Regions from separate parts of the Homo sapiens genome. Here all the other regions are linked to region 7. A link is a loop called in an ENCODE intact Hi-C map of the cell type or tissue named here. Cell type or tissue: mammary epithelial cell. All regions are shown on one strand. Links, peaks and the distances in the headings refer to the core of each region. The heading gives the core; the rest is flanking DNA.

Region 1 (4,307 bases), core at 150-4,149, 360 kb after region 7:
TATAAATTAGGCACAGTAAGAAATTAATGACAACAATAATAAAAATGGAACAATTACAACAATATCCCAGCATCACTACTCTTATGCTTTGGGGCTTTTAATAAGTACAATACAGGTTCCGTGAACACAAGCACGCAGTCCCTTGGCAGTCGATCTAATAAACAAACTCGCTGCCAAGTGACTAATGGGCAGGGAGTGTGGACAGTGCAGACACACTGGACAAAGGGAGGATTCACATCCCAGGCAGGACAGAGCAGGATTTCATCACACTCAGAGAGCATGCAATTTAAAATTGATGAATTGTTTATTTCTGGAGTTCTCCATTGAATATCTTCTGACTTCCAATTGACTTTGGGTAACTGGAACCATGAAAGCAAAATTGTGCATAAGGAGTATTACTGTGTTTGGTCTTTCCATGTTAAATTAAGTATTTAGATCAAACATAGGGATTGGAAATGTGAATTCTGGAGCCAGGCAGCCTGGGTTCAAGTCCCAGCTCCACCAGTGGCAAGCTAGAAATCCTTGTGTAAGCTGCTGGGACTGTCTGTGCCTCAGTTTTCTCACCTGTAAAATAAGGATAGTAATTGTATCTTCTTCAGAGAGTTGTTGTAAGGATTAAATGCCTTAATCCATGAAAACACATGTGACAATGCCTGGCATATGGTAAGTGCTCAACATGGGTCAGCTTCTGTATGGTCTACACATTAATGCATTTGGCTCAGAAGCAGTCTCCTAGAGTCCTCTTCCTAGGTGCTAAGAGCCTTCCATTGTGTGTGAGGCTTTCTCTGTGTTGAAATGTGTGTTTAAAATAAGGACTTGGGCCGGGCGCGGTGGCTCACGCCTGTAATCCCAGCACTTTGGGAGGCCGAGGTGGGCGGATCACGAGGTCAAGAGATCGAGACCATCCTGACTAACACGGTGAAACCCCGTCTCTATTAAAAATACAAAAAATTAGCCGGGCGTGGTGGCGGGCGCCTGTAGTCCCAGCTACTCGGGAGTCTGAGGCAGGAGAATGGCGTGAACCCAGGAGGCGGAGCTTGCAGTGAGCCGAGATCGCGCCACTGCACTCCAGGGTGACAGAGCGAGACTCCGTCTGAAAAAAAATAAAAAATAAAATTAAATAAAATAAGGACTTGACAAGAGCTGCTCACTGCCCAGGAGAGGTGGAACCTGGCGCAGTAAGCCCTGGGGTTGGACAGCATCTCTGTTCACCCAGCTCAGTGGGGGTGGCCCCTGCCTCAATTCCTGGTGGGCTGCATTGTCTCACACATGGTGGAGGCCCTGGGGAGAGGAAGGGACATAGCCAAGGAGACCTGGAGCCTGTGGCGGCCTAAGCCTCCAGCAGAGGCCAGAAGGCAACAGGCTTTGATGTGCTGCCAGGCTAAGAATGGGGCAAAATGCCAAGGAACAGAGTGATTGGCACCTCAGGCCTGCTGTCTCTGAATTATCATCTGCTTCTAGAGTTGCAAAGGCAGGTGTTGTCCTGAGAGACAGGCAGGGACAGATGCCACACATGCAGGAGCATGGCAGACGGATTCAAGCTGTGACCCTCCAGAGACCACAGTGATGGCTGGGTCCTCCATGCCCCCTTGGATCTCAAACCACCGGGCAGGTGACTGTCAGCCTTCCTGCACCTTTACCACCCCCGTAGTTACGGGTCTGTGGGCAGCTTCTCCCGAGCAGTTCTCCGAGTGGCCAGCAGATGGCGGAATTTCTCTTGTGTTCCAGACAGAGGCTTTCAATTGGCGTAGCATTTCCACTGCTGAGAACCAGGGAGAATTAAGTACTGGTAACATTTTGAAAATAAAATGTAGCAGGCAAAATACCTTGGAGACCACAAATTGGGAGAGCCTTTTAATTTTTTTAATTTTTCAGAAAAAAGATGAAATATACATTAGAATTTACAAAACACTTTTATATTCATCATCTCACCGTAAAAAGGGAAAAGATGAAAATCAGTTTTAACCCCCTTTTGGAAAACAGGTAGGCTGCAGCTGAGTCTTCCATCTGCATGATTGTTAGACTGTAAATTGGATCACTCGGTGCTAGTATGTGACAATATTATTATTGCTGTAATGATATTGATAATGAGAATATCAGAAATAATAGCTGCTATTTATTAAATGCCACTATGGGCTAAGCATTTTACATGCATTATCTTGTTTAATCCATAGAATAACAACACGATGCAGGGATACACAGTGATTTACTGTTGAATCTTGAGACTATAGCAGCAGCCTCGTGCTTATTGTCCCAGAAGTAACTCAGCATCACCAGACAAAAGCCACCAAGAGTTAACTCACAGCGGGATTCGTCCTCTCAAATAAAAACATGCCAACCTGTCCCTTTTGCTTAGAATTTAATTCTGCTACTATTTTCCTCTGTCCTGCTTAGCAGAACATACTACATATTACATTAATAATAACAGCAACAATAATAACAACTATCATTTATTCAATGCCTAGTATGTGCCAGGTGCTATTCTAAGAAAATCTTAAAACCTCACAGCAGCATTACTGGGTAGGAACTTTTAATCACCACTTTACTGATGAGGGAAATAAAGCCCAGAGAGGTCTGGCAGTACTTCTAAAGTCACACAGCTAGCAAACAGCAGTTAACTCCAGGGGTGGGAATCTGTCACTAAGTTAATGGCCCTCGTGTCTTAATTGTCTGAATGAATTTCCTACTGTATATTCCTTGGTTTCATCCCAGCGTCATCATTAGTCTGACGTTCTGCTTGTAAGAGCATTTTCTTGATGTTCCATTCTTTGCCTCCATGGGATTTTTTTTTTTTATGGTGAGTTTTGCCTCTGAGCTTGTGTCCATGCTAATTCCAAACCAAAAATACAGTCCCAGTTGGTGAGTCCAGATTGGTGGTAGGGACACACTCCATATCCCAAGATAACCCTGTATTTCTAAATTATTGGAGGGATTTGACTGTTTGGCAGAGCAAATGGGCATGCAAGATGTTCATCTCAGCAGAGTTATTTTACGTCTTTTTTGAGTGTGTCTCTTTTCTCTGGCTCAGAAGAAAGGGCACTGTAGGATGACTATAACTAACAGTAATTTATTATATATTTTAGATAGCTAGAAGAGAGGCTTTTGAATATCCCCAACAGAAAGAAATGATTGATGTTTGAGTTGATGTATGTGAATTATCTTGATTTGACCTCTATACATCGTACATATTGTAACTTCATGTTATACCCCATAAGTATGTACAATTATTATTTATCAATTAAAAATAAAATAAAAAGAAGCAAAGGGCACTTTGCTTCCTTCCTCAGCAGGTGTCTCATGGCCAGCACTGGCCGGAGTGTCACAGTTCTGAAGCCTTAACTTAGATCTCTCTCTGTTGTTCTCTCCCCCTCTCCCCTCTCTCCTTTGTCCCTACTCCACTTTCCTTCCTCTCTTGTGTGCTCTATTTCCAGACACACTTTTGGGTACCCCATTTGGATGAGAAAATACAGGTTAGGTGTACATATCAGCTTCCTGTGTGCTGTCAAACTTTCTTTATAACATTTGGATTTTGGAAGTGCCTCATGGGTGTATAGGATGGATTTTTGCCAGAAGGGCTTATTTTCAGGCCTCGTGAATACCTCTATCAGGTGAAGACAGCTGTCTCTTAACAACTCAAGTAATAGTGCCTGAGGCCTGGTTAGAAATCCTGTTGCCTCTGCAAATGGGACTGTGGCTGGTATCTGGGTTCCCCGTTCTCAGCCTTCACATCCCAGTTCCCAAAAGTCTCAATTCCCAAGGCTCAGGTGGACCACTTCCTTCCTTTCTGCTGCCAGAGAAAGACATCCTGTTTTAGGGGCTACCCTCCAAGTCAGGAGCTGCCATCAGTACTCAGAGGGTAGTACCAGCTGCAGAATGCATTTCAGAGCTCAGGGAGCCTTGAGGCAGGACAGGCTGGAGGTTTCCTGCAGTCAGTTTACCGGGAGAACGTTTTCAGAGTGGGGTCTGTGGAATGTTATTGGCTACCACATGTACATAGGCATACGTGCGCTCTCTCTCCCTCTTTTTCTTTCTCTTTTTTTCTCTCTCTCTCTCTCACTCTGTCACACACACACACACACACACACACACACACACAGTCACACTGCTACAACCAGGATACAAAATGGTTCCCTGGCTGAGCAAGCCCCGGGAACATTGGATTAAACTGTTTTCTCTCAAAGGTCTTAATTCTAAAAAAGGGTCACAGCTTGGAGGGTTTTCTACATTTTTTTAGGCCAAGGAGTCTCTTCTGGCAGACCATGTCATGGGGCTGGTCATCTGTGGAACACACTTTTGGAAACTCCACA
Region 2 (4,307 bases), core at 207-4,206, 100 kb after region 7:
AGGAATGTGTAATTTGTTAAAAGTAATTCCAGCTGTTTTATTGCCTTCCAATCCAAGATAATTGCACACAAAGATATTCATTTAAATTATTGACATTAATTCGCTAACTAGAACTTTAAATAATAACTTCATGCAAAAGAAAACTCAGTGAAGTCCCAGAAATAAACAAGATTTAACAACTCATTGGAACTGTTTCTACATTATTATAAATCAAGCCTACATTTCTGTAATTTTGGCAGAAACAATTTTCTTTCTGCATAGTATGGAGTTAAATATCCTGTATAGATGGGGCTTAATAAGTATATATTTTAGTTCTTATTAAAACAACTACACGGACAACTTTCTTCTTCCCTCTTTATTTTGTTCTTTATATAGTCCATTTCTAGAACTTGTAAACTGAAACCTTATCATAAAACATTCATTTCAATGGAATCGGTGGTAATTTCATGACACAGCCAACCCTCAGAATCAGCAGGAGACTGGTTCCAGGACCTCCCTCGGATCCCAAAATCCATGCATACTCAAGTCCCGGATATAAAATGGTGTAGTATTTGCATATAACCTAAGCACATGGGGCTGAGTGTCCCATATACTTTAAATAATCTCTATATTACTTATAATACCTAATACAATGTTAATGCTATGTGAACAGTTCTTATACTGTATTGTTTAGGGAATAATGACATGCAAAAAATGTCTACATTTTCAGTACAGATACAAGTTTTTTCCCAGATCTTTTCAATGGATGATTGGTTGAATCCACGGCAACTGAAGGCATGGATACCGAGGGCTGACTGTACTTTCATTTATCCCACAAATTCTGAAGCACCTACTATGCCAGGCATTGTCCAGGTGCTGGGATACTCTGCTGCATGAGTCCTCCTTCCTGCCTTCACAGGGTTCCCTTGTAGTAGAGGCAGACAATAAATCATTACATAAGATCATCTCAGCTAGTGCAGGGATCTGTAGAAATGTGAAGCCAGAGGCAGGCGGATCACGAGGTCAGGAGACTGAGACCATCCTGGCTAACATGGTGAAACCCTGTCTCTACTAAAAATACAAAAAATTAGCCGGGCGTGGTGGCAGGCGCCTGTAGTCCCAGCTACTCGGGAGGCTGAGGCAGGAGAATGGCATGAACCCACGAGGCAGAGCTTGCAGCAAGCCGAGATTGGGCCACTGCACTCTAGCCTGGGCGACAGAGGAAGACTCCGTCTCAAAAAAAAAAAAGAAAGAAAAAAGAAATGTGAAGCCAGGTGACGGGGAATATAGTGGTGGCTGGGCGGTGAGACCAAAGAGGGACCCTTTCTGAGGAGGTGACATTGAGCCGAATGGTAAGAAAAACCAACCCCTTAGGGGCTGAGTATACTGAGCGCTGAGGTGGGAGCAGCTTGGTGTGGGTATGCTGGAGGACGAGAGAGAAAGATGGGATGGCTGCAGAGCTGTGAGGAGGGGCAGGAGATGCAGTCAGCAAGGTCGGCTGAGGCCAGCCCAGGTAGGCTCTGGTCAGGGTCTGGATTTTATTCTAAGTATTTTTGTTGTTGTTGTTGCTGTTATTGTTGTGTTGGGTATTTGGAGGGTTTTCTTTCTGTTGTTTGTTTTTTTCTTTTTGAGACATGGTCTCGCTCTGTCACCCAGGCTGGAGTGCAGTAGTGAGATCATAGCACACCGCAGCCTTGAACTCCTGGACTCAAGCCATCCCCCAACCTCCTCAGCCTCTGGAGTAGCTGGGACCACAGGTGTGCACTACCACACCTGACTAATTTTTTTTTTTTTTTGGTAGAGATAGGGTCTTGCATGATCTGATTTATCTTTTAAGATCACTCCAGCTTGTAGGTGGAAAATGGAGTTGGTGGGGAGGATGGGTAAGAATGAGAGCAGGGTGTGTAAGATGGCCTCTAACCAGAGGTTCATTATTAGAATTGTCAGAGCCTCTGCTAAGTGGTTTTATTCGTGGACAGAACTTATTCTGCTTCATGTTCTCTCTTGACCTTGGGCTTCAGGATATTGGAGGAGATGATTCCCTCCAGATTTAATATCTTAAAAAGTCTACTCTCTGGACCCCAAGAAATTTCCCCAATGGCTCACCTGCCTCACTGCCCCACTGCTGGAACATTGAAGGTTCTTAGCTCTGCTGGTGAATTTAGTGGGTGCCTTGTGATACCACAGAGAGGCAGATGGGGGCAGCAGGAGCCAGAGGTGGAGACAGCGCTGCCTGGGAGGCCAGGGTCACAGGGAGCTGGCAAGAATCATGGCTCCTCCTGGAACATGGAGTTCCTTCCAGAGAGAGAGAGTGGCTTCGGAGTCCTGGCTTGACTTCATTTCAGAGTAGCAGATATTGTCCACACCAAATGGGAAATGTTTGGAACCTGGAACCTACTTCCTTCTAATCTTACTTAGGGTTGCTTAGCTGCAGAGTAATCTGAGAGTTACCCTGACACTAGGATGGGTGGGATATGATTTGAATCAAGTCTGTTTTACCATTATTCCTGCCTTGACTGTGTGCTTTAATTCTCTGAAAGGAGCGCTTGCCACCATTTAGCCTGGTGAATTCCTTGCAGGCAGAAATGGTGCCATGGTTCATTTCTGAATCCCAAAAACTTTCCATAGTTTCTGACATATAAAACCACTGACTATGTGAATGAACCACCATGTCCAATGTAACCAAGCTACAGTGTCTATGGCAGCTACCCGAGCAGGGCTTTATTTCATTCTTGTGTCTCAGTTCTATCATGGACCTCCTGTTGTGAACACTCTTCTTCAGAAGATTTGGTCTCTCTCGAAGGTCAGAACCACCTTCCTGGCTCTGAACCTCCTTTCAGTAACTAAGCCTTAGTAACAGGTTACTGGCTATCCCTCACTCTGCCTGACACTCCAGTGTTTTCTCCCTTCCCTCTCCTGCTCCCTGGCCAGAAGACTTCTCTTGCACTCTGCCTCTTAATCCCATCAGGAACATGGCAGATAGGTCATGTGAGTCTCTTGGCCCACCAGGTCAAATGTCTGACCTGGATAGGGTCAGCCAAGCCCCTGGTCCATTGAGTCCAGTCTAACAGCACACCATCTAAAACAGTAAATTCAGTAATAGGGTCACAACTTTTAAAATGACATTTCTGTTCAGGCTCCCATAGTGAAGTGACCCTGTAAATTAACAATTTTCTTCAGCCCACCTCCACTGCCCAAGATTGATGAGTCATATTTATTCTCAACATTAACAGAACTTTTCAAATGGAGGCATCAGAATTCACAACTGAGCTCTGTTCTTTGACCCACGGTTTGTACAGAAAAGAATTTCATACAAAGACATTCCATAGCTAATTTTCAGTACAGGTCAACGCATGCAATTTCAAGATGCCTTTGTAGTTGAGACTAGGAAGAGCATAGGAAATAAGAATAAGGCAGACAGAATTCCCACTGAAGGGTGGTCTCTTGAATTCATCCATGAGAAAGCATTTAACCTCTTGAATTGCAGTGAAAGGACTGGTCAGGGAATGAATAAATTGCCCGCACCATGGAAAACCAGGTGGCTGCCTGAACACATAGCAGAAGATCTAATTCAATTTAGCAAGATTGTGGAGGGGTTAAGAGCTTAAGCCCTGAAGACTGAGTCTGGGTTCTTATCGCTGCTAGATGTGTGACCACAGACAGGTCACTGAACCTCATTGTGCCTCAGTTTCCTTGATTATAAAATTGGGATAATACTAGAACCTTACTTTTAGAATTCTGAGGATTAAATGAGTCAATAATTGAAATTGCTTAAGCACAGAGAGTGGCACAGCAAATGGCAGCCTTGATTATTATAATCCTTACTGTCACTCTTACCATCCCCAGTGCTGTTTCTCTAGACCATGCCGCAGTCATATGTCACCTGGAGTATGGTATTTATTGGGAGGTAACACTGCAGTAGACTCCTCATTGATTCCTCAGCATCTGCCATTGCCTTACTTAAATCCTCTCTCCTCAGTGTGACCAGAGTGACCTTTTGCTAAAATAGATCTGATCATGTCACTTCTGAATGAAAACCCTTCAGTAATTGCCCATAACTCAAGGACCAAGTCCATATTTCTTCATCATGTGGCCCTGTTGTTTAAAGAACCAGTATGTGACTTCATGGTCCTAATTACAATCTCAATGGACTAATTAACTGTGTGATCATTTAATATCTATCTGCTTACTTACACTATGACCTCAAAAACCTAGTGGGGAAAGAGTTTGCTGTTCCAACCCTGGTGCCTAGCACAGTGCCTGTCACATGATGGGTACCTAGTAAATATTTGCTGAGCTATTGACTAAGTATAAAGAAGATTTGTGAA
Region 3 (4,307 bases), core at 138-4,137, 650 kb after region 7:
TGAGCCACCACGCCCAGCCAATAGATAAACCTTTGACAATATCGATTAAAAGAGGAAGATGTTTTGAATGAAAAAGTGAATATTTATTACAACTAAAATAATAAATGGCTATTGTCAACAACTATCTGTCAAAATTTTTAAAAATTTAGATGAAATGTATAAATGCCTAAAAATTTATAACTAACCATAATGGACCCAAGAAATAACAAAAAGTTTATATAGCCCTATGGCTATTAAATAAATTAAGGTAATTGTTAAAATTTTTTTTGCAAAGAAAACATCACACCAGGTGATTTTACACGCAAATTTTTCCCAATGTTCAAGGAAGACATCATTCCAATTTTATGCAAACTCTTCCATATGATAGAAAAAAAGAGATTATTCCCCATAGATTCTGTAAATCAGTATAACCCTGTTACTAGGACCAGGCATAAAAATCACAAGGGAGGAAAATTACAGCCTTCTCTCACAAAGGAATATAGATGCAGACCATTCTTCTTAGTAGTATACTCAATTGTAAGGCATAACAAATTTTATTTCCAATATACAAGTAGCAGTGTAACATTACAGAAAGATTTCATTAGCTTTGGAATGTACCATTTTTCTAGCTGTATAATGTAGCAATGTTATCTAATTTCTCTAAGACTCAGTTTCCTTCTTTGCAAAATGGCTTTTTATAATATCTATCTAATTCTGTGGGAATTAAGGAAGTAAACAATATAAAGCCCTTAGCTCAGAGTCTGGAAGTAACAGTAAGCAATAATAAGTTACAGCTTCTATTTATCAAGTACTTAGCTCCCCGGCTGAGTATTTTTTTTTTTTTTAACTCTCCTTTAATCCCCACAACCACCCTGAATGGTGGAGATTATGCTCAATTAGTGAATAAAGAAACTGAGTCAAGTGGAATTTCAACAACTCACCCAAAGTCACATAAGTTGCAAAAAGTCACGCTAATGTAACAATCGCAGTCTCTGAATACTGATGCCTGGGGTCCTTTCAAATGTGGAGCTGATATTACCAGCTGCTATCGGGGACACAGCACTTCCTCTGAGGGGCACTGGAGTTCCTTCCACAAGGCATGGAATGTGTTCACCTTTTCAGGGGAAGCAGTTTTCAAGTTGGGGTTTGATTTGTGACATGTGAGATTAAATTGCAGCATTTCTAATGGAAAGGCTTCAGAGGGCAGGAATGAGCGATACACTGTCATTTCTCCATCTCTGCGTGAGGAACCTTAAGCACTAATGAGATCAGATATGTCACCGCAACTCTCTCCACTCTGCCACAGATTCCAGGTCAGAATATTTTTTTTTTTAAACATTCTGGCCACTTCACTGCCTACCTGCAACTCTCTACCACGTTCCTGACATATAAGATTTATGATAATTTACCTTAGGCAGGGCTTGGAGTTTTATTCCACCAGGTTATCAAAAATGTTGCCAATAATCTCTTTCATATTTTCATAGGACAAGATTATACAAATAATATTCCACCCTATTCTTTCCCTAGAGAAACTTACATATCGATTAGACAGGGAGGCCTAACAAAGATTCAAGAGTCAGTTTGTCCTATGAGCGTGGAAAACACCACTCCTGTTAAAGATTACAGAGTGACGTCACTTATGACTATGCTGTGCAAAGTGCTGGGTTTTTTTTTTTTTTTTTGTATCCTAAGGGGCTTTATGCTTGTCTTTGTACTATTGGTGCCTTGGGAAGGAAAACAAGAATGCATTTCTCAACATTTATGTCTGCAGCGATACTGGGAACTGTGAATGCTAACATATTTTTAAAGAGCTCTGATAGAGAGAAACCAGGTGGTGAAAGAAGGTAGTGAACAAGCCTGGATACAGAAAGGTTTAGAGTAGAACTTACGGGCGCCACCTGCTGGTCCCCTGACACCACTGCCCAGAGCTTCCAGTTCCCCTAATTGGAGTCTCAGCTTTATGGCCAGTTGGCTCAGCTGAATATTATTAAATGATTTCTGTCTTCAACTATGCTTAGACACAGCCTTGGAGACAAGTAAGTAATGCAGAGAGAGTAAAAGGGAGTGAGTAGATGTCAAAGAATGGTTTGCCCATTCAACATATGTGTGACTGCTGTGAAAGGTGTATGGGAGTTTCCCACATCATCTATCAGCAAAAAGACATAAATGGTGATCTTCCTTCCTTTTCCCACCTTCTTTTTTTTTTTTTTTTTTTTTTTTTGAGATGGAGTGCTGGAGTGCAGTGGAGCGATCTCGGCTCACTCCAACCTCCACCTCCTGGGTTCCAGTGATTCTCTTGCCTCAGCCTCCCAAGTAGCTGGGATTACAGGCGCCCGCCACTACGCCTGGCTAATTTTTTGTATTTTTAGTATAGACGGGGTTTCACCATGTTGGCCACGATGGTCTCAAACTCCTGACCTTGTGATTCACCTGCCTCGGCCTCCCAAAGTGCTGGGATTACAGGTGTGAGCCATCGTGCCCAGCCTTTTCCCTTTCTTTCTTGGAGAGAAATGATAGCATCTGAGGAGGCAGGAGCGAGGGGTGTCTTGTGGAGGTGGGTAGTGATGGCAGCCTGCTCTGTAACTGAACATGCAGGGCAACGTGGGGAGAGGGGTGCTGCATGGATGGGGGCAGTGGTGTTTCTAGTGTGTGAGGAAGCAGAGCAGAGGATGAGATGTACGCAGGTGGTGGGCAGTGAAGGCTAATATTGAACAAATGAGTATATATATTAAGGATAATGGGAACCAAGTTTCTGTCAGAGAAGGTATTTATAAATGTGGAAGGGGGAAAAGACTTAGATTTGAATTGAAGATACTGATATGAATTCATGTGGCTTATGTGTAAACATATACACATACCCAGATATGGAAATAATAATAAGTGTGTGTTTGTGTGGACTTATATGTACATATTTCCTAGCTCTGTGTTGACTGGGTCTCAAAGCATTGACATCACAGGAACAATAAGCATGCTAAGCACCCAGATCTTGATTTCTAAAATCATTCTACACGGACAGGAACCAGAGCTGCTTGGAGAAGTGGCTGATTCCAAGGCTGGACAGGGACAGTATAAGATGATCCTGGAGCATCTTTTTTGTACCAGAATATAAAGAAATGCTCAAAGAATGATGGGGAGATCTGGCAAGTACCAACTGGACCAGGTGATCAAGTGGGGATACGGTCAGTGTGGTTGCCTTCTGATGTGATATGCTGAGAAGAGCTCAGCAGCGTTTTTGTGGAATTCCTGCCAAGATGGCATGGAAGAATACATGACTTGAGTCTAATAATGAAGAAACAGTGGAAGCTCCAGAGAAAGAGTCATCCTACAGGAAAAAAAGACCTATACTCTTTAAGGCAGGAAAACACGAGACAGGGAAAGAATAAAAATCCATTCCAGGCTGGGTGCTGTGGCTCACGCCTGTAATCCCAGCACTTTGGGAGGCTGAGGCGGGTGGATCACCTGAGGTTAGGAGTTCAAGCCCAGCCTGGCCAACATGGTGAAACTCCGTCTCTACTAAAAATACAAAAAATTAGCCAGGCATGGAGGTGTGTGCCTGTAATCCCAGCTACTCCAGAGGCTGAGGCAGGAGAATTGCTTAGAAGCTGGGAGGCGGAGGTTGCAGTGAGCTGAAGATCGCGTCACTGCACTCCAGCCTGGGCGACAGAGGGAGACTCTGACTCTCAACAAACAAACAAACAAACAAAACCATTCCAGATTGGAGGAAACTGATGAAAAATAATAATTAAATGCAGTGTATGTTTCTGTATAGCATCCTGGACCAAAAAAGAAAATGTCATCACTGAGACAGTTGGCAAAATGTGAATGGGGCCTGTGGACTGAATGGTAGTGCTGTATCAGTGTTGATTCCTGATTGGAAGTGTTTTTATAATAGTAATGAGAAGAGTGCTCTTGTTTTGGGAAGGTAATCAAACACCTGAAGAGTGATGGAGCATCATATCTGAAAGGGAATATCTATATATTGATCTCTCTGAATGAAAGAGAATTAAAATGTTGCAAGGTGGATAATCAGGGTGAAAGGATACCGCAGTTCTTGCTACCCTTCTGTCGGTTTGAAACAGCTTCAGAATTAAAAAAAATACTAAAAGTGCTGAGCTCTGAGAAGAAGAAAATAGCATAAGTTTAATGGGAAAATTATGTTATACATGATTAGAATCCTTCTTTGTTTTCTGAGAAGACCCTTTGTTGGGAAGAATTGATGATCAGGAATGCAAATGAGAATGGCCAAAGGACAGCTAGCTGACTTACAAAAAGAAAAAGAAGATTCGGTATAAAGAAGGAGAGAAGGGTGACCAGGTATGCAAGGAGAA
Region 4 (4,307 bases), core at 56-4,055, 210 kb before region 7:
GGAGGAGCCTGGCCCCTCCTCTTCCTGTGTGGAATCTGGGATTCAAGCTGTGGTGGGAAGCACTCCAGGAGGGACTCTGGCCTTGTGGAGGATTACTGTTTCCCCTTTTCACCCAAAAAACTCCTGCTTTACTCACCCTTCAAACTTTCTGTGAGCCTAAATTTTCATGTCCCTGGGACAGACAAGGACGCTGTCTTTAGCTGAACTAAGGAAAAGTCCTGCAACACTTTCAGATGTATTATTTTGTTATTTACAATGGCTAACATTTATTTAATTCTATGTGCCCAATACTTGTACTAACTCATTTAATCCTCATTAAAAAACTTGTGAAATAAGTACTATTAATATTATTATCTCTACCCTATAGATGAGAAAAATGGAAGCACAAATGTTAAACATAGTAAGTAATGAGCTGGGATCTGGCTCTAGAACATGCTCTTACCACTTCACTATACTGCCTCCTTTGAAATCTGAATCCTCATGACAATTCAGTGAGGAAAACAATGTCGCCATTTAAGAGTTGAGAGACAGCACTCCTAGATTGTTAGCTTCCCAAAGACAAAGGCTGTACTAATTGATTCTGCATATTCTCTCTAGAAGCCTCTAATGATGGCCTCAAGCTCATAGGCATTGTAGAGAAATGCAGAAGTGTCATGAAACATGGCCTTCTACTCTCATGAAGCTCACAACCTCATGGAAGAGATACTACCAAGTACAAAGTGGAAGGGCTGCTCTGCCCTGGGCTTGGAAGAATGAATGTGAGGATCAAAAAATTATTTTAAGGACCTCTAAGCCTTGAAAGTAAACAGGTCTAGTCTTGTAAGACTGTAAATGCCCACATGTCTTATTCTACCATTTGTACACTAATGAGATACAGGAAGAGGGACAAATAAGTAACTCTCGATAGCAATGTACAGACTGTAGGGTCTGTCTTCTGCCTTGGGGAGTGGGTATAGGGGGGTCCAGCAAAGAATTAGACAAATAAGATCCCATAGAAGGCAAGGTCAAGACAGTACGTAAATTTATCCTACTCTCCAAAAGTGGGATTGAGAGCTTCAGAGTCCACAGTCAGTCTTCCACAGAGTTGGCCTCTGTGATTTGAATAAAGTGATCAAAAGCACTAGCCCAAGCTTGAAGGTTACTGTAACCAAAGTCTTTGGACTTTGGTAGCTGTGGGGTAGACAGCTGTCTACGGGCAAGTCCTTCAAGGTCATGGCAGATTCTGCAGAAGTGGTACAGACTGCAGTAGCAGCAGTGAAATAAGCTCATTAAGTTTAGGAGGGACCCTCTCAATACATGTCTTCTGAAGTAGTAAAAGATTAGGAGCAAAGATTCTGAAGTCTCATAGGTCTGTTTTAAATGCCCATTTTGTTCCTTGCAAACTGTATATGACTGTGGAGAATTTAGCTATCCTCTGTAAGCCTAAGTTTACTCGTTTGTAAATGGGTGATAACAATATCAAACTCATGGGATTAAACTATATGACACCCACCCATACAGTACTTAGCATAGAACATGCCACAGACTTAACAAAACAACTGATGCTTTACTGCGTCCTTACCATGTGCCAGGAACCCTTTTAAGCTCTCATGCCTATTAACTAATTTATACTTCACAATAATCCTATGAGGCAGCATGGTTGACTACATTATTAATCACAAACAGCCCCTGCTCCTATCTTTGTGGAGGAGGATATAGCCCCACCCTGTGACTCTAGGGTAAGCCATGTGATAGACATTAGTCAGTGGAACTGAGCAGACATGACTCAACAGAAACTCTCATCACGATACTGGCCCTGATGATGACGTGTCCCAGAAACAGGAGCTACTCTTCACTCTGCACCGTAGAATGAAAAAGAACAAAGATGCAGTCTACCTATTGCCCACATGTCATGAGCAAGAAATAAATGCTAGCCATTAAAAATTATGGAGACTTGTGGATTATTTGGTATTATTACTAACTTCATTTTCTGTGGAAGAAATTAAGGCACACAGAGGTTAAGTCCTTTGTCCAAACTCACACAGCTGGTGGACAGTTAAACTCCAAACTCCTGCACATTAACCTCTGTTACCATCATCTTCACTGATGAGGACTGAGACACCTAGGGAAAGTTTATTAGCAGACAGACATGAGAGGGAGATCCAGTGATGCTAGAGGAAGAGAAGAAAGCAGATCAGCAGTCCTGGTATTTAAATGTGATAGAGCTGCAGATCTGTAAGTATGGTAAGAGTGGATGTTATTGTGAACACACAGATTATGGGAGACTTGAACAAGGTCAGTGGAACATATGCTTTATGTGGTGGAAAATTAGAAGCCAGTGATGTCTGGGAGGCCAGGCAAGAAGCCATAAGACAAACAGGCAGCCAAATGGCCTTGAAAAATGCCGACTAGAGATAGCAGCAAGGAGGCTGCTCCAGGCTTCAGACAAGGAGCTAAGATAGGGTGGGGACAGTGGCAGTGTCAACAGAGGCCCACTGAGTAACAGGAGACCTTCACTGACTATCTGAATGTAACAAGAGTCACATATCCAGCCATGCTTGTTAAACGAAAGGAGTGAGGGATAGACAAAGGGGCCTAAAGACTCAAGCCTGGGACAACTAATACCATAATGATGGTATCCAGGCCTGGAGTTATAGATCTTGCACAATTAAATGGACTCTTGGCCCTCTCCTTGGACTGTTACAGTGAATCACTAGAGCTGACTCAAAAAGGGTCTTAATAGATCTTAACAGGACTTCAGGGATTGTACCTGGTGGTAGTTGGCAATTGACACACTAGAAAATACAGTTTCAACTCTGAAAATTTAGTATAGAAATACTACATCTGAATTTTCTTCCTTTGCTCTTTTGCAGTGTATTCTATTTACTGTTGCCATGAAAACTGTCAGAGCCAAAAGGGAGTCACTAATGTAAAAAAAAAAAAAAAAAAAAAAAAGAACCTGACAGAGCACGGGAAGGCCACAAAGAGAGAGGGTTCTTATGCTTGCTTATGCTTGTATGCCTCATAATTAAACAGGCTCTACAGAAACCACAACCTTGCATGAAGGCCATCACAACCATATGGAATAAAAAAACTCTGCAAGAACATCTGCCCAGAAACTGCCTGTCCAACCTTGAACTGGTGTCACCCTTGATCTTGCAGCCAGAGATAATTATTTCAAAACAATTATGTAATCTCCTTCATTTCTTCCTTTAAAAACTTTTGTCTTCCTTTATCTCTCTGAAAACACACATACTTTACCATGGCATATGTATATTCTCATTGCAATGCTTCATTCCCAAATAAACATCTTTTCTTTTAGCGAGGCTCTCTCTGTTATTTAGGTTGATACTACAATACCCTCCATCTGCATGAGATTACTGAGATGGCCAGGAGTGGGTATGGATAAAGCTTAAGGCAGAGGTGTGGTGGTGAAGAAGAGATGTTTCAGCTTCAAATTCCAGTCAAAATCTTTAGCAGTCGAATCTAGCTGGAGTCAGGGAATCTGAGCATGATCATGGTAAAGACAGTAATGCTTGTGTTAATTTTTTAAATAAAGGAAACAATAACCTGATAGTAAGATCTGGAAATAAAATCTTTACCAAGGTAGACAGGGGACTATGAAGAGATTTGGAAATGCTGATGGAGGCCCTCCAACTTGAAGTCAGGGGAAACTGGAAATATTTCAGGGCCTGTCAAGTCATGAGACAGTGGGCACTCAAGGAGAATCGGGAAGATTTGAGAGGTTGAAAATTCAGATGAACAGAAATGGAGGCAGAGAGTGGGTGGCAATTGGAGGGCATACAGGATGTGAAGAACAACACAGAAGGTTTTGTTCCAGGGATGAGAGTAGAGTGTGTTCCCCTCCACAAACAGGAAGGCCCATTTGGAGAGTTTCTGGAACAGAAACCTCAAGAGATACCAACTGAGTTGATATTTAGGTGAATAATATATGAAAAATATCACAGTTTGGAACTCAAATTAAGGTCACTGACTGGAAATTCAATCATAAAAAGACATCACCCAGTGAGAAAGTATAAAAGAAAACTTGATAGGGGGAAAAAGGAAAATGGATTTAAATTAAATGATGAAAAATAAGAATTAACTTATTAATTCCAAGAAGCTTAAAAAAAATTAAATGTTACTAAAATAGGGTGCATATTGGAATTACAGCAGTAAGAGTTAGTAAAGAGAGCAAATTCAAAGAGCTGAAGCCTGCCAAAGGGAAAGAGAAAGAAAGGAAAGAGACCTAAGAGATTTAAATCAATGGTAAAATAACACACATTGTAAATTATAATTTATGTACTTAATTTCTATACTTTATCCTT
Region 5 (4,307 bases), core at 225-4,224, 570 kb before region 7:
AAGGGAAGGACTACTTGCTCACAATGCTTCTGTTTCTGGGTCCCCATCAGCCGTGGCTACATTCAAGTTTATCATAAGGCATTTTAAAGCTTAGTTTCATCTTTACGCTTTTTTTCCTTTTCATTCTGACAGATGATTTCCTTGCTTCTGAGTCATCTGGACGGAATGAGGGAAGAGGGGAGCGAAGGGGAAGAGGAGGGAAGGGAGAAGACTAACATAGCTTGCCTGGACCCCTCCACCAGTCAGGCTGGATACCCTTCCACCAATTATTTCAGGTTATCTAATCTTCACATCAATTTTATGGAGTGGAAACTATAGCTGCCTCTATGTCACAGATGAAGAAACTGAGGCTCAAGAGGCATCACTTGCTTCAGGTCATGCCGCCAGTAGTCTCTGACACCGGAGACTGGACGTTTTCCATAAACCTGGCCCCAGGCCACGCTGAACATCAGTAGGACTCCAGGCAGAATGTCTGGTCCTCAGCCCCTGGCCTGTCCCCATCTCCTGTTGCCCCTGTCCTCAGCTCTATCCTGTACCAGGAGGAGGGACCTTGCACACCGCATGTGGGCACTTCAGTGGGCCCATCCAGGCTCCATCCACAGCACCCTCCCATCAAGCAACAGCCAGCCCCTGGTCACCCCTCCATCCTGGGGGAGTGTCAGAAGCCTGGGGGTGGGGCACACCTGGTAAGAGACCTGCGTGGGCCCTGATGCAGACTCCAGGTCAGCACACTCCTAGCTCTGCGGACTGCTCACCCATGAGTTGGGATGGAGATGGAGGAGGGCCGGGTGGGGTCTTATGAAGCCCTGGGCTGAGGACAGGGTTCCAGCTGCCCATCTGACGTTTCCTGAGCTCACTTCTTAAATAAAGCATTGCACTTGAATCCCTGTCTCAGGATCTGAGTCTGGGAGATCCCAACTGAGATGGCCAGAAGGAGTTTCGAAAGCAGCAGGACACCCTCAACCCCCCACCGCACCTCTTCCTGGGTGCCTCCTGTGGAAAGAAGCACCAGGTACCTCGAGCCACCAGGTCCCTTGCCACATGAAGAGGCTCAGCCCTCTGCACCGCACCCCCGACTGTGACTTCAGTGTCAGCAGAGGCACCTACCTCCAGAGTACATGTCAAATGCCTTCTGTCCCAGCACAGCTCCCGTGGTTCCTAGGGGTTAAGAGGAGAACGATTATCCCCTGTAACACGTGTCATTCTGCCTGTCGTTCTGCTGAAAATGCCTAATCTGTAGTCTAAGATCTAAAAACAGAATAAGAATCTAATGAAATCAGGTCCTATAAAGAGCACGCAGGACTAAAGTAGGTTTCCAGGAATGGCTGGGCTCATCTGAGAGGTTCAAGAACGTAATGGCTGAGGACATCTCTGGAATCGAACTGAGTCTACTCAGTCTGAGTCGGTGTTCTGTCCTACCAGTTTCTAACGCAGGACTTAGCATTTTGACCTCAATTTTTGCATCTGTACAATGGGTTGTGGGAACTAAAGGAGATACATTTAAAATATTAATAGTAGTCATACAAGATGAATTTTAGCTGCAAAATCAAAATCAAAATGACAGTCGTCATTATTATTCCCACCTAAATAGAAAACCTACAACTGGAGTCCTCCACCTCTTGAAGGCAAAGGGATTTGTGTTGGGCTAAGCGGTACTCAGTTTCCCAGGGTCCAGTAACCTGGATTGCGTTTGTGGGTTTTGTGGGAGGAGGTGGCCGAAGGCCAAGCCCTCCAGGGAACCGAGTCTTCTGGAGGAACGTTACAGTTCGCGCTCTCCGCCGCTAGATGGAGGCGTTGCAGAGGGGATGGCAGCTCCGAGGCTTACGGAGGAGGGTGGGGACCAGGCCTAGGCTGTCCAGGTGGCGCGAGCAGGCTCGCTTAGCAGCCCCTCCAGGATTCTCGGGAGCCACGTAGCGTGAACGGAATGCTTCACCTGGGGCTCTTGGAAGGAGTCTATGAACCCATGGGGCTGCTTTTGTGATCGCGTGCGCTTGTGAATGATTCTGCAATTGGAGAGTGTTGGGGGTGGGGGTGGCGGCCAGCATAGCTGGAAGATCCTGAGGACTCTCTGCCCCACTAAAGGTTAAAGACTACTGGATCCTTAGCAATCCTTGTGTTGTTCTTGGTCATATAGATGAGGACACTGAGCCCCTTACATGATTTGTTGGGCTTCCCCACATCTGGCATACATAGCACGCATGTATACAGTAGGTGCTGTATGTGTGGTTGAGACATTTCTAGTCTAGGGAGGTAGTTCAGGTGAATGATTAAGACCTGCAGTTGACTCGATCCAGGTTCAAACGTAGGTGGTTTTATAGGCTGTGTGACCTTGGGCAAGTTGCTTAACCTCTTTTTTTTTTTTGGACAGGGTCTCTCTGCAGTCCAGGCTGGAGTGCAGTGGTGTGAGCTTGGCTGACTGCAACCTCGACCTCCCAGGCTCAAGCAATCCTCCCACCTCAGCCTTAGCTGGGACTACAGGTGTGCGCCACCACACCCAGCTAATTTTTTTACTTTTTGTAGAGACGGGGCGGATTCGGGGGGTGGTTCACTGTTACTCAGGCTGTTCTTGAACTCCTGAGCTCAAGAGATCTGCCCACCTCAGCCTCTCAAAGTGCTGGGATTACAGGCATGAGCCACTGCACCCAGCCTGCTTAACCTCTTTGAGCCTTAGTTTCTTACCTGGGAAATGGGGATATTGAGCATAGCTCCATCCTAACACAGTGATGGGGTTAAATGAAAAGGCACAGTAAGTGCCCAATAAATGCTAGTTCTTATTGCCATTGATGGTTATTTTCATCCTTTTGGCTTTGTGAGAAGCAGGGAAAGAGGCCTAGTCTGGGGCCATCTCATTGGAGAATATTCAAAAAGCTTTTCTCAGGTGCGACCCATTTAGGGGAGAAAGTCAGCAGGTTTCAGCCAGGTCAGCTGCAGCCTGTGCCATTTCCTGCCTGCCCTCGCTGTGGGGTGAGGGCAGATGGATGGGAGTGTTGATGTATGCTGAGGCTCCTACAGTCTTCTGGGGTCTGGCATGCACAAAAGAGCGCTCTGAGACCAGCCTGGGCACACCCTCCCTGCAGGAGGGATGCCACTTCATTGAGGCTGGAGTGGAACAGGCCTGGGCCCTCCTCAAAGCTGCAGAGGAACGGCTGCACTCAGCCTCCTGCCACTCCCTGCCCTGGCCCTTCCTGGGCTCCTAGGAAGTTGGCCAGGGCTGTCCTCTGACTCCCATCTGTCCAGGAACAGCCCCATCACTGCTCCAGGCCTCGACTTCTCCCCTGACCCATTAGGGTTTCTTGGCAGAGCGAGAAAAGGCTTTCTCTGGAGTGAAGTGCAGGGGCTTGGAGCTGGCAAGGCCGGGGCTCCCATCCTACCCTGTTCCTTCCTAAGTGTGCTCATGTGGTCCTGCCACACACAAGCTCGACAAGTTCCTTCCTGAGCATCCCTTACACCTTTTCCCCAACTTGCCCTGACCTTTGTCCCAGAAGTGGCCCTTACAGCCAGTTCTTAGAAAACTCTGTTTTCTAAGAACAGAGGCAGAGAGGAGGTCTGGCTGGGGCTAGACCACCTGGTCCTTACCTGACCCTGTAAGTCCACTCCCTCCTGAAACGTGTCCCTACTTCAGGCTTGGCGGCCCTCTGGCCTCCTGTTTAAGTGTGTGTCCTGCAGGAGATGCAGGGTTATCAAGGCCATGGATTCCCTTGTGGTCTCCCTGCCTCCAGCCCCCCTACTCCAAGCTGGAGGGAGGTTTCTGGAGTGCATGCCTGGCCCCTCACACACTGCTCAAAGCCTTTCCGTGGCTCCCTACTGCTCTCGGCTTCCAGTCACACTTCTTAGCAGGCTTGCTAGCTCCTCATCCTCTGGCCTTGCTGCTGTCCCCAGCCTTGCCTCTCTATGTTGCCCTGCAAACCTCTCTCCCTCCCTTTCCCTTCTCCTCCCTGCACTGTGTTGCCCCTGCCTGGAAAGAGCCTTCCCCAATTTTCTCCTGGCCAGCGCCCACAATCCTTCAGGCCTTAGCTGGCCATCAGCTCCCTCTGGAAGCCTCCCCTGAACCACCCGGGGTCTGTCCCCTGTTCTGCATCCCAGCTCTGCATCCCAGCTCCCATAGCTGTGCTTCCTGCCCCTCCAGAGAGGCTCACCACATTGAGATTGTTTGTGAGCCTCACGGATACCTACGGAGGCTGTGAAGCCAGGGCCTTTCTAGTTCTTGGCTGACCCCCAGTGTCCTGTACAGAGCCTGGCCCACAGTAGCTGCTGCCTGTATTTGTTGAATGAATGAATGAAGGTGTATACTCAGCATGTGATCTTGC
Region 6 (4,307 bases), core at 161-4,160, 210 kb after region 7:
ATCTGTGGGGGATTGGTTCCAGGACCTTCCTCAGATACCAGAATCAGCAGATGCTCAAGTTCCTGACATAAAACGATGTAGTAGGTGCATGTAACCTATGCACATCCTTCCATATACTTTAAATCATCTCTGGACTACTTCTAATCCCAAATACAACCCTACATATTATTTCATTCTCATGGATTCAGTGGAGTACCTGGTGTGCAGCAAAATCAAGTTTTGCTTTTGGAGTTTTGTGGGATTATTTTTCTGAATATTTTCCGTCTGTGGTTGGTTGAATTCATGGATGAGAAGCCTACTGATACAGAGAGTTGCCTGTAGCTTCCTCAATCATCTCTAAAACTCCTTGGAGAGTCACAGTGCCTGTCCTGCTCACACCTCCATCTAAAGGAAACTGCCCCAGCCCCACTGCCCAGGGACCACCTTTGAGGTCACACGTGCCTGCTTCTTTTTTTTTGTTTTTTTTGTGACCGAGTCTCGCTCTGTTGCCCAGACTGGAGTGCAGTGGTGCAATCTCGGCTCACTGCAAGCTCCACCTCCTGGGTTCACACCATTCTCTCGCCTCAGCCTCCCGAGTAGCTGGGACTACAGGTCCCGCCACCAAGACAGGCTAATTTTTTGTATTTTTAGTAGAGACGGGGTTTCACCGCGTTAACCAGGATGGTCTCGATCTCCTGACCTCATGATCCGCCCGTCTCGGCCTCCCAAAGTGCTGGGATTACAGGCGTGAGCCACCGTGCCCGGCCCACACGTGCCTGCTTCTAGGGTTGCAAGCTTGACCTACTAACAGCTGACCCACAGACCAGCCAGGCTGGGATTTTGGTGACCTAATTAAAATATTAGCTTGGCCAATTACTTTCTCTTGGGGATTTTACCTAAGTGCAAAAAGGCCCCGCTAATTTTCAGTGACAGCTGAAGCAGAAAGGATAGATTATTAAACTGAGATTTTTAGCCTGGGGTCCACAAACCCATTTCAAATCTTTGTGAGATTTGGGGTTTGTATGTATAAATGGTATGAGCAGATTCACAAATTTGAGGTGCAAGTCGGGTCACACAGCTTATTCACTGATTACTTGCTCCACTCCTTAGCACAAGTTTCACTATCACCCTTTCAGGACCCCCTTACCCATGAGTAATCCAAGAACTCTGAGGTTCCGCGGTGCTAAGGGGCTCCCTCCAGTTCCCATACTCAAGCCAAGAAAACTGGAAACCGATCAATCCACCGCTACTGACGCTCCCTGGTGCCATGCTGCGTCTAGGTCAAAGCCTGGTCTCCTCAGTCAACAGCAGATGTCATCGCTGTCCTGATGGAATGAGGCCTGTGTGGTTCCTGGACGGAGAACTGAAATAGTGTCTTAGAGCTGGCACAAGATCTCAGTGCTCCAGGGCACCACAGGGGCTGGGTCGGTGCTCGTCCTGGTGTCTGGTGTAATGTGGACCTGGAGTCCCGTCCTTTTATCTTCCAGGGGACAGGATCTCAAAATGCAAAGCATGCTATCTTCCTTCTCCTTGTCCCCATCGCAGGAATACCTGTGCTTCACATACCCTTTTGAGTAAAACCCAAAGTGGTAACAGGGTTTTCTCTCTCCCCCGCTTTCTTTTTTTACGTGAGTCAAAGCTTTGTGAATTCAAGGTGGATTTCTGAAGCTTCACTCACCAACGCAGGGAGAAAAAAATGTTAAATCAACAACAAAGCTTGATCTTTAGATAAGCATTTCACTACCTATGCATTTATCTGAGAAGTGGGTCCCTCGTTCTGATGGGATTTCCAGGGGCATTCATGGTTCAGCAATAGATGATTAAGAGAGAGAAAGAATCAAGAACCGCTACTGTAGAGAGAGGGCCCAAGGGCATCCCCGAGGCTGTAAGGGACAGTGTCAGGAGGTGCCTGAGAGTGAATGAGGGGAGCAAGCCAGCATGCTGGACAGAGAGGAGAAAATGCCTGGCCTGTAACTGAGTTGCATGAAGGGGGTACTTGAGAGAGTGCCACGCAATGTGGCTGCGTCTCACAGACACGTCGTGGAGAGAATAAGGAATAAGAACTATAACATTCCATTTATACAAAGCTTGAAAACAAGCAAAATTAACCTACAATAACATAGGTGAAAAGAGTTATCTGGGAGGGTACCAGCTGGGTAGAGAAGGCAGTGCTGGGCAGGCTGTCTATCAGGGAGAGGGTTACTGTTTCTTAAAGGGCTAGCTGCTGATGATTTTAGGCTTGGAAACTGCCAGGTCTCTGGGGCAACTACTCACACAGTCATAGACAAGACATAAACAATAGGCGTGGTGGTGTTCTGATGAAACCACAAAACCAGTAGCAGACCAGATTTAGCCTGTAGGCCTGAGTTTGCTGACTCCTGATCTATATATCTATTAATATCTTGGTGTGGGGTGGTCGTTACGTTTTGTATTCATATATAAAAATTCACTGAACTTGTGAATTTCATGATTTAGATACTTTATTGTATGTAAATTATATCTCAGTTTTAAAAAATCTATTAAGAGATTAAGTTTAAAACAAAACAACAAAAATCTTTGTGGATTCCATGTAGGTATTTCCTAGAATGAACCAGGTTCTGCAATCCAGAACTCATCAGAGCCTCTGCTCTTGGGTTTTATGAGGTTGTCAGTGTATCCTCACACCACTCTGTCTTTACTTGAGCCAGCTGGAGTGGGCTTTGTGGCAGAGAAGCCCTCCCAGAGCTCCTTACCACCATTCTGTAGGGCAGCTTTTACCACCCGCCATGAACGATGGACCAGGCTCCTGGGGTTAAATAACCTGCCCAGGATCACATAGCTCACACAGAGAATACACAGCTCCCACAGCTCAGTCCTTCCATATAACTTTAAAACTCTCTGGACACAAGTCCATCTTCCCCTGGGCAGTTACAGAGAAGCTGCATTTTCTAGGATTCGATTCAGCCTCACGTCGGAGTTACCTCATTGCTGCCTAGCCTTTGCATTCTCATGTTCCAGCTCATCGGTGATTGTTTGTTCTTGGTGCTGAACTTGACAGGAGATGAAGAAAAACACACAGCCAAGGTCAGAGAGCAGCAAACTCTCTCCTCCATTCAGTCTGTTTTCATGTTTAAACTGCACCGATTAAAGAAAATCATCTGGACGTTTTGTCCAAGCACTTGGCCGGGCTGGTGAGGGTCATCCCTGAGCTCCGTCCTCCCATGTCTGTAAGCCTTTGCTTACCCACATCCAATCTCACTGATCCCAGGATGAAGACAGAAGAGAGAAAAGGGATTCTGACATTAGCCATCACCATTAGGGTTTTTCAACATCTGACCATTAGGCAAGGTGAAAAAGAAGAAAAGCTGTTTTTCTGGGCACTTTGGGCCTGAAGAACTTCAGCTACTTAAATCAGAAGCAGAGGCTTTGTTGTTTTGGTTTTGTCTCTGTCATTTAGAGGGCTCAACCTGTGTCATGAAATGCAGCACTCTTACCTTTGTATTTTGCAGTTAAGTTGTGAGAAAAGCCCTCAAGTGGCCGAGAAGGTTGCTTGAAAGACGCACGCACCTGGGTGTCTCCAGTCATACTCACACAGGAAGGAGTGAGCAATGAGGGTTAAAACCATCCCCAGACGGGACCACCCCCATGTCTCTTTGCCTCCCCATCCCCTGTGTTGGTTTCCCATGGCTGCTGAAACACATTATCTGAGACTTCGTGGCTTAAAACTGCAGACATTTATTATCTTATAGTCTTGGAGTCTGATGTGAGTGAGTCTCACTGTGCTAAAATCAAGGTGTTGGCAGGGCTACCTTCCTTTCTGGAGGCCATTTCTTACCTTTTCTGGCTTCTAGCAGCTGCCTGCCTTTTCCTGGGCTTACAGCCCCTTTCTCCATCTTTGAAGACAGCAATGTTGGATCTCTGCATGCCTTTCTTCCGCAGTCACATCTCCCTTGGACCGACACTCCTTTCTCTTCCATTTTTAAGGACTCTTGTGATTACGTCGGGCCCATACGCATAATCCAGGATAATAAAGCCAACCAATTAACTTCAATTCCATCTCCAAGCTGATTCCCTGTGCCATGTAGCCTAATGTATTCACAGGTCCAGGGATTAGGACATGGACATATTGTTTGCCTCCTGTCCCTCATGCCCCGACTCACCAGGGCTGGTACCCAGCCTATCCAAGACACACTCATTTTCCCTGAACATATATGTGCCAAACATAAACAACAACAAAAAGTTGCGTGGACTCCAGATAGGTAGTTCCTAGAATGAACCAGGTTCTGCAATCCGGAACCCAACAGAGCCTCTGCTGCTGGGTTTCATGAGGTTCTCAGTGTATTCTCACA
Region 7 (4,307 bases), core at 172-4,171:
TCCCGATCACAACACTCTAACTCCACAAAGCCGGCTTGCTATTTTTTGATGCTCTTTTTCAGCTTTCACTTGCTATGGACACCACTTCAGGTTTGTTGCCCTTGGATGCAGGTGTTTCTGAGATAGGCAGGGTGTTTTATAATATATGAATACTTTCACTGCCTGCATTCTGAAGATTTGGAGATGCAGGTTATCTGCTCTTGAAACCTTCTTTGCTTTTTTCATGGTTCTAAGTTTCATCGCTGTTTCAATAAGCATTAACTCTTGATTGCTCTCTTTGGCTGCATTTTTCAGCTTTAAATGTGTTTTTTTTTTCTACTGCCCTTATAAGCCAGGGAGCAGAGGCTTTCATGTCTTCAGGAAGTCTCTCTTCCTCCTTCTTCTCTGATTACATCCTGCTGATATCCTTATGAAGTCTGGATCTTTTGTCAGATGAACTTTGCTTCCTACCATTGCACCGTGATACATTTTTATGCTAGCATTATAGTGTCTGATATCTGCTTGGCTTGGACTTGCTGGCAGTAATCTTTATAGGTGAGATGATTTATTGTGGAAAATTGAATCCCAAAAGTGTCTTAAGAAACTGTTTTTTTCTTTTGGTGTAGATTTTAGGAGAGACCTTCTTTCCTGCTTTCATTGATTTCCTGTGGCTGAGTGATATTTGCAAAGAGTTCCAGCCTAATATCTCTTTTTGTAAATCAGCAGTCAATTCTTTGAGACTATTTTTAGCTCTAGAATGTTTAATAAGCCTTTCTCTTTATATATGATCAATATGGTGGTTCTAAACTGGTGCGCCTGGACTTCTTACAGGAATGTCCTCAAACTTTGGTCAATGTTTAAAATTTAATTTTGCTAACATTGAGTCATACAGTTTTGCTGTTAGGGTGTTGTTTGTCACATGAATTGTTGACCTGAACAGATCGTATAATGCACTATACTTTGGGGTGCTGCTTGTGGCAAACGTGCATTTCAAAGTATAGCATAATGTCAATTTAGTGTCAAAGAAAGGGTTTCCATTTACTGGAACGTTGATTCTTACCTTCCTTAATTCTAAGGGATTGTGGTCAAGGCAGAAAACAGTTCTCAGAGAGAGTTGTGTAAGGTGGCTAAGGGTAGTAGGATGGCCATAGACACTCCTATAGGGGTGTGAAACATGATTATTTTTTGTGATACTTCATGTTTTGTAAGTATTTCTGTCTTTTTACAATCTTGTCTTTAGACTTTTGATATTTTCATTTATATCACCAAAAAAGTATAATATGTGAAGGAATACATGCCGTGAACATACTAAGGTTTATTCTGGGCAGGCCTAAAGAGAAGGAAGGCTTACTATGCTGTCTGTATTATTTTCATTTGGGTTAGGGAGGAAGTGGACCTTTCACATTATTAATGACTCTTCAGGAAGTAGTGTCCTCATTGCCCTTTAACTTTTTGAAAGTAGGTGGCAGCATACCTATAGCTACTTCCAAAAATAGGACTGTGACTTTCTGAAACGCTCTCCTTTGTTCTTCGGAGATGCTCCATGATCTCCCTTTGTGCCCTCCATCACCTACAGATTGCAGAAGTGGGCAGGTGGGCTGGAAGCAGCCTTTTTCCCACAAAGCTGTTTGTGAATTTCCTTGCACGGTTTCATCAGGGCAAGTATTCAGAGTTTTCTAGTAGTAATTAATGGTGTCCTTCCCTTGCAGGATAATAAGGATAACAACCAGACCTATGTAGACCAGATTCTGTTGCTCATAAACTCCATGCTGTTGTTAATACATTTGGTTGGATTTGTAACAAGAAGGGCTAGGCATTTTCTTACTTGCTTTTTCATCGTACAATACTTGGAGTCCCTTTATTGAAAGTTCCAGAGCTATTGTACTTGTGACAAAATACAGTAGGTTATCAGATTTTACTGAGGACCATTTTCAGAAATTGGTAATCTTGCCTGATTAGTATATTAAAAAATACTTAATGAGTATTTATCACCTTCAAGTCCTCAAGGGAAAGCTCCAAGAAAGTCAGTGGAATGGGGATCCAGATACCTATATTAAATCAATACAGCATCGTAGATTTCTGCAGTTTTCTTTGGTACCGTGTTTGCCTCATTCAGAGCCAAAAAGATCCCTTATGGAAACAGGTTTATGTATTTGAAAATCTCTGGCATTCTTTACTTTAAAAAAGGCTGCAAGTGAAGTAATTGCTATGAACTGTCTTGCTATATGAGGAAACTAGGAACTCTTTTGTTGAAGTTCTCCCCACACAACTACAGACTAGTAACTAGACCCTTATCTGAGTGTCAGTTCTGTATTTCAACCAGAAGGGTGCACTGTTGTATCTTATTTATTGCTTGGGGTTGGTGGGGAGGAAGAAAAGGAACAGAACAATGTTCTTTCCAACCATTATATGTCCTGGTAATTTGCTTTTTCTTTTGAATTTTATTAGCACCCTAGTTCAATTCTTGAATTCCTGGATTCTCTTCACACCTTTCTTAGTACAAGTGAATAAACAGAAAGTTCACAGAGGAAGAAGTTGCCAGCATGTTGAAAAACTGACTAAGGAATATTGCCTTACCTTTTCCAAATGTTCTCTCCTCTGAGGGAGGAGTTTATCACCTTTGTTACAGATGGGACAGGTTTGGCAGTAGATGCCTGCAGATGCAGAGCTCTGGAATGTTCCCAGCCTTAACATCTGGGGTACAGCTGGCTTATTCCCAACTTTCTTTCCTGCTTTCCTGGACTGGGGTTATTGTTTTGGGGCTTAATTACACTCTGGCTCTAAGGAGGAAGACACGATCATCCTCTAGATGTTATTTAGGCCCCCAAATTGGTACTGTTGAGGTATTAGATTTTCACTGGAAAAAATATGTATGTGTTGTCCTTTCTAACTAATTCTTTAAAAAGTCACACATACAACCGAATCAATAACAATAACAAAAAGCCCTTTATCCTGAAAGCTTATTGCTAATGAATCATCTTACATAGACCATGCAAGGAAAGAGCAAGACATACATGAAATACTTGTCTGAAACTTCTTTGGAGATATATTTGTTTTTGGTTATAGTTGCATAGATACAGAAATACATGTTCAATGTCAGATTTCTCAAGTGTGGAATTGACATGGTAAACAGCTAGGAGTTTATTGATACTCTCTTGTTAACACCGTGCATTTCAGATTTCAGATTTCAGAGTTTTCCCATGAATCTTTTTTGTTTTTTCTTTTCTTTTCTTTTTTTTTGAGATGAAGTTTTGCTCTTGTTGCCCAGGCTGGAGTGCAATGGCATGATCTTGGCTTACTGCAACGTCTGCCTCCCAGGTTCAAGCGAGTCTCCTGCCTCAGCCTCCCTAGTAGCTGGGATTACAGGTGGCTGCCACCACACCTGGCTAATTTTTTGTATTTTTAGTAGAGACGGGGTTTCACTATGTTGGCCAGGCTGGTCTTGAACTCCTGACCTCAGGTGATCCACTGGTCTCGGCCTCCCAAAGTGCTGGGATTACAGGCTTGAGCCACTGTGTCCGGCCTTCCATGAATCTTTCTAATTATATACTATCATGATTTTTAATTAACAACATCTGAAAATATGAAGGGTTGCCTCTTATATAAGAAAGTAAGTACAAAGAAAATGGTAACATCAGCCTCAGGATGTGTGAATGGCTCATCATAATTTTATCTATGTTTAAAATGTAAGGAAAAAGATGAGAAGAAAATATGCCTAAATGAACAATGCCATTGCCTCTGGATGGTATGATTATGGGAGATTTCTTTCTGCTTTTTGACACTTCTGTACTGTTCAAATTATTTACAATGAGAATATGTTATGTTTATAATTAGAAAAGAAAAAATAGCTTGTCCTGTGCAAACTGAAATAGTCAAAGCAATTTAATAGGAAGTTTCTCAACATCATCTTGTTACAGATACCAGATTTTAGCATTTAAAGGCAAAAGTTTTAAAATGTAAATGGTCATATGCATTTATGGATTTAACATTTAAAAATCAACTTCAACTCAACAGTGTCCAATTTCTAAGGGTTGCCTTGCTACATACACATGAATATTGATTTGAATCCTGAAGTTACCATTTTCATAGTAGTGTCCATCCCTATTCAGCATTCTGTAACCACAGCTAAAGGGCTGACACCTATCTGACTACAATTCAATAAAATAGCTAGTATCACTCTTCTTTCTTTCTGTTTTTGGGTAAGCCAATTCTTGGACTAAATTAACCCAGTCAACTGATGACCTCTCTATCATGAAAGCACAATGCAAGTAACTAAAAATATTTGGATCAATTAATGACCAAACAGACTCTCCCTAGCACCTGTGCTA

The links. Peaks named below come from ENCODE experiments on the same cell type or tissue, not always from the same donor. Only the 100,000 strongest peaks of a DNase experiment are listed, where the experiment ranks them.
Region 1: a loop joins it to region 7, with 9 times the contacts of the local background. A loop is called at or near these places in 37 of 110 quality-filtered maps.
Region 2: a loop joins it to region 7, with 10 times the contacts of the local background. A loop is called at or near these places in 4 of 110 quality-filtered maps.
Region 3: a loop joins it to region 7, with 19 times the contacts of the local background. A loop is called at or near these places in 61 of 110 quality-filtered maps.
Region 4: a loop joins it to region 7, with 9 times the contacts of the local background. A loop is called at or near these places in 12 of 110 quality-filtered maps.
Region 5: it touches region 7 in a loop (8-fold over the local background); 8 of 110 quality-filtered maps call a loop at or near these places.
Region 6: a loop joins it to region 7, with 4 times the contacts of the local background. A loop is called at or near these places in 4 of 110 quality-filtered maps.

The regions. Positions count from the first base shown.
Region 1 is chr3:59,573,909-59,578,215 of GRCh38, forward strand. The region is part of intron 6 of CFAP20DC-DT (CFAP20DC divergent transcript); the gene reads left to right. Among named protein-coding and RNA genes, the nearest start is that of CFAP20DC-DT, 490 kb to the left of the region's middle. RefSeq lists a silencer at 1,535-1,829. In mammary epithelial cell, for the core only: a CTCF peak has its summit at 1,696 (motif pointing right); DNase peaks (open chromatin) are centred at 183 and 1,693; H3K27ac peaks cover 433 bases.
Region 2 is chr3:59,311,369-59,315,675 of GRCh38, forward strand. All of the region lies in intron 4 of CFAP20DC-DT (CFAP20DC divergent transcript), which reads left to right. Among named protein-coding and RNA genes, the nearest start is that of CFAP20DC-DT, 230 kb to the left of the region's middle. In mammary epithelial cell, for the core only: a CTCF peak has its summit at 2,177; no DNase peak of the experiment used is centred there.
Region 3 is chr3:59,856,062-59,860,368 of GRCh38, forward strand. All of the region lies in intron 8 of FHIT (fragile histidine triad diadenosine triphosphatase), which reads right to left. All of the region lies in intron 1 of LOC105377113 (a long non-coding RNA gene), which reads left to right. Among named protein-coding and RNA genes, the nearest start is that of MIR548BB, 760 kb to the right of the region's middle. In mammary epithelial cell, for the core only: a CTCF peak has its summit at 1,874 (motif pointing left); a DNase peak (open chromatin) is centred at 1,790.
Region 4 is chr3:58,996,934-59,001,240 of GRCh38, forward strand. All of the region lies in intron 4 of CFAP20DC (CFAP20 domain containing), which reads right to left. All of the region lies in intron 2 of CFAP20DC-AS1 (CFAP20DC antisense RNA 1), which reads left to right. Among named protein-coding and RNA genes, the nearest start is that of CFAP20DC, 51 kb to the right of the region's middle. RefSeq lists an enhancer at 1,045-2,244. In mammary epithelial cell, for the core only: no CTCF peak of the experiment used is centred there; DNase peaks (open chromatin) are centred at 1,738, 2,558 and 3,018; H3K27ac peaks cover 4,000 bases.
Region 5 is chr3:58,639,020-58,643,326 of GRCh38, forward strand. It overlaps FAM3D (FAM3 metabolism regulating signaling molecule D), which reads right to left. Exons shown (of 10, transcript NM_138805.3): 7 at 1,108-1,158. Among named protein-coding and RNA genes, the nearest start is that of FAM3D, 26 kb to the right of the region's middle. RefSeq lists enhancers at 1,412-1,912, 1,913-2,413 and a silencer at 1,715-1,874. In mammary epithelial cell, for the core only: a CTCF peak has its summit at 1,781 (motif pointing right); a DNase peak (open chromatin) is centred at 1,822.
Region 6 is chr3:59,422,587-59,426,893 of GRCh38, forward strand. All of the region lies in intron 5 of CFAP20DC-DT (CFAP20DC divergent transcript), which reads left to right. Among named protein-coding and RNA genes, the nearest start is that of CFAP20DC-DT, 340 kb to the left of the region's middle. RefSeq lists a silencer at 2,198-2,317. In mammary epithelial cell, for the core only: no CTCF peak of the experiment used is centred there; DNase peaks (open chromatin) are centred at 2,265 and 2,955; H3K27ac peaks cover 1,096 bases.
Region 7 is chr3:59,210,020-59,214,326 of GRCh38, forward strand. The region is part of intron 4 of CFAP20DC-DT (CFAP20DC divergent transcript); the gene reads left to right. Among named protein-coding and RNA genes, the nearest start is that of CFAP20DC-DT, 130 kb to the left of the region's middle. In mammary epithelial cell, for the core only: a CTCF peak has its summit at 2,310; a DNase peak (open chromatin) is centred at 2,312; H3K27ac peaks cover 900 bases.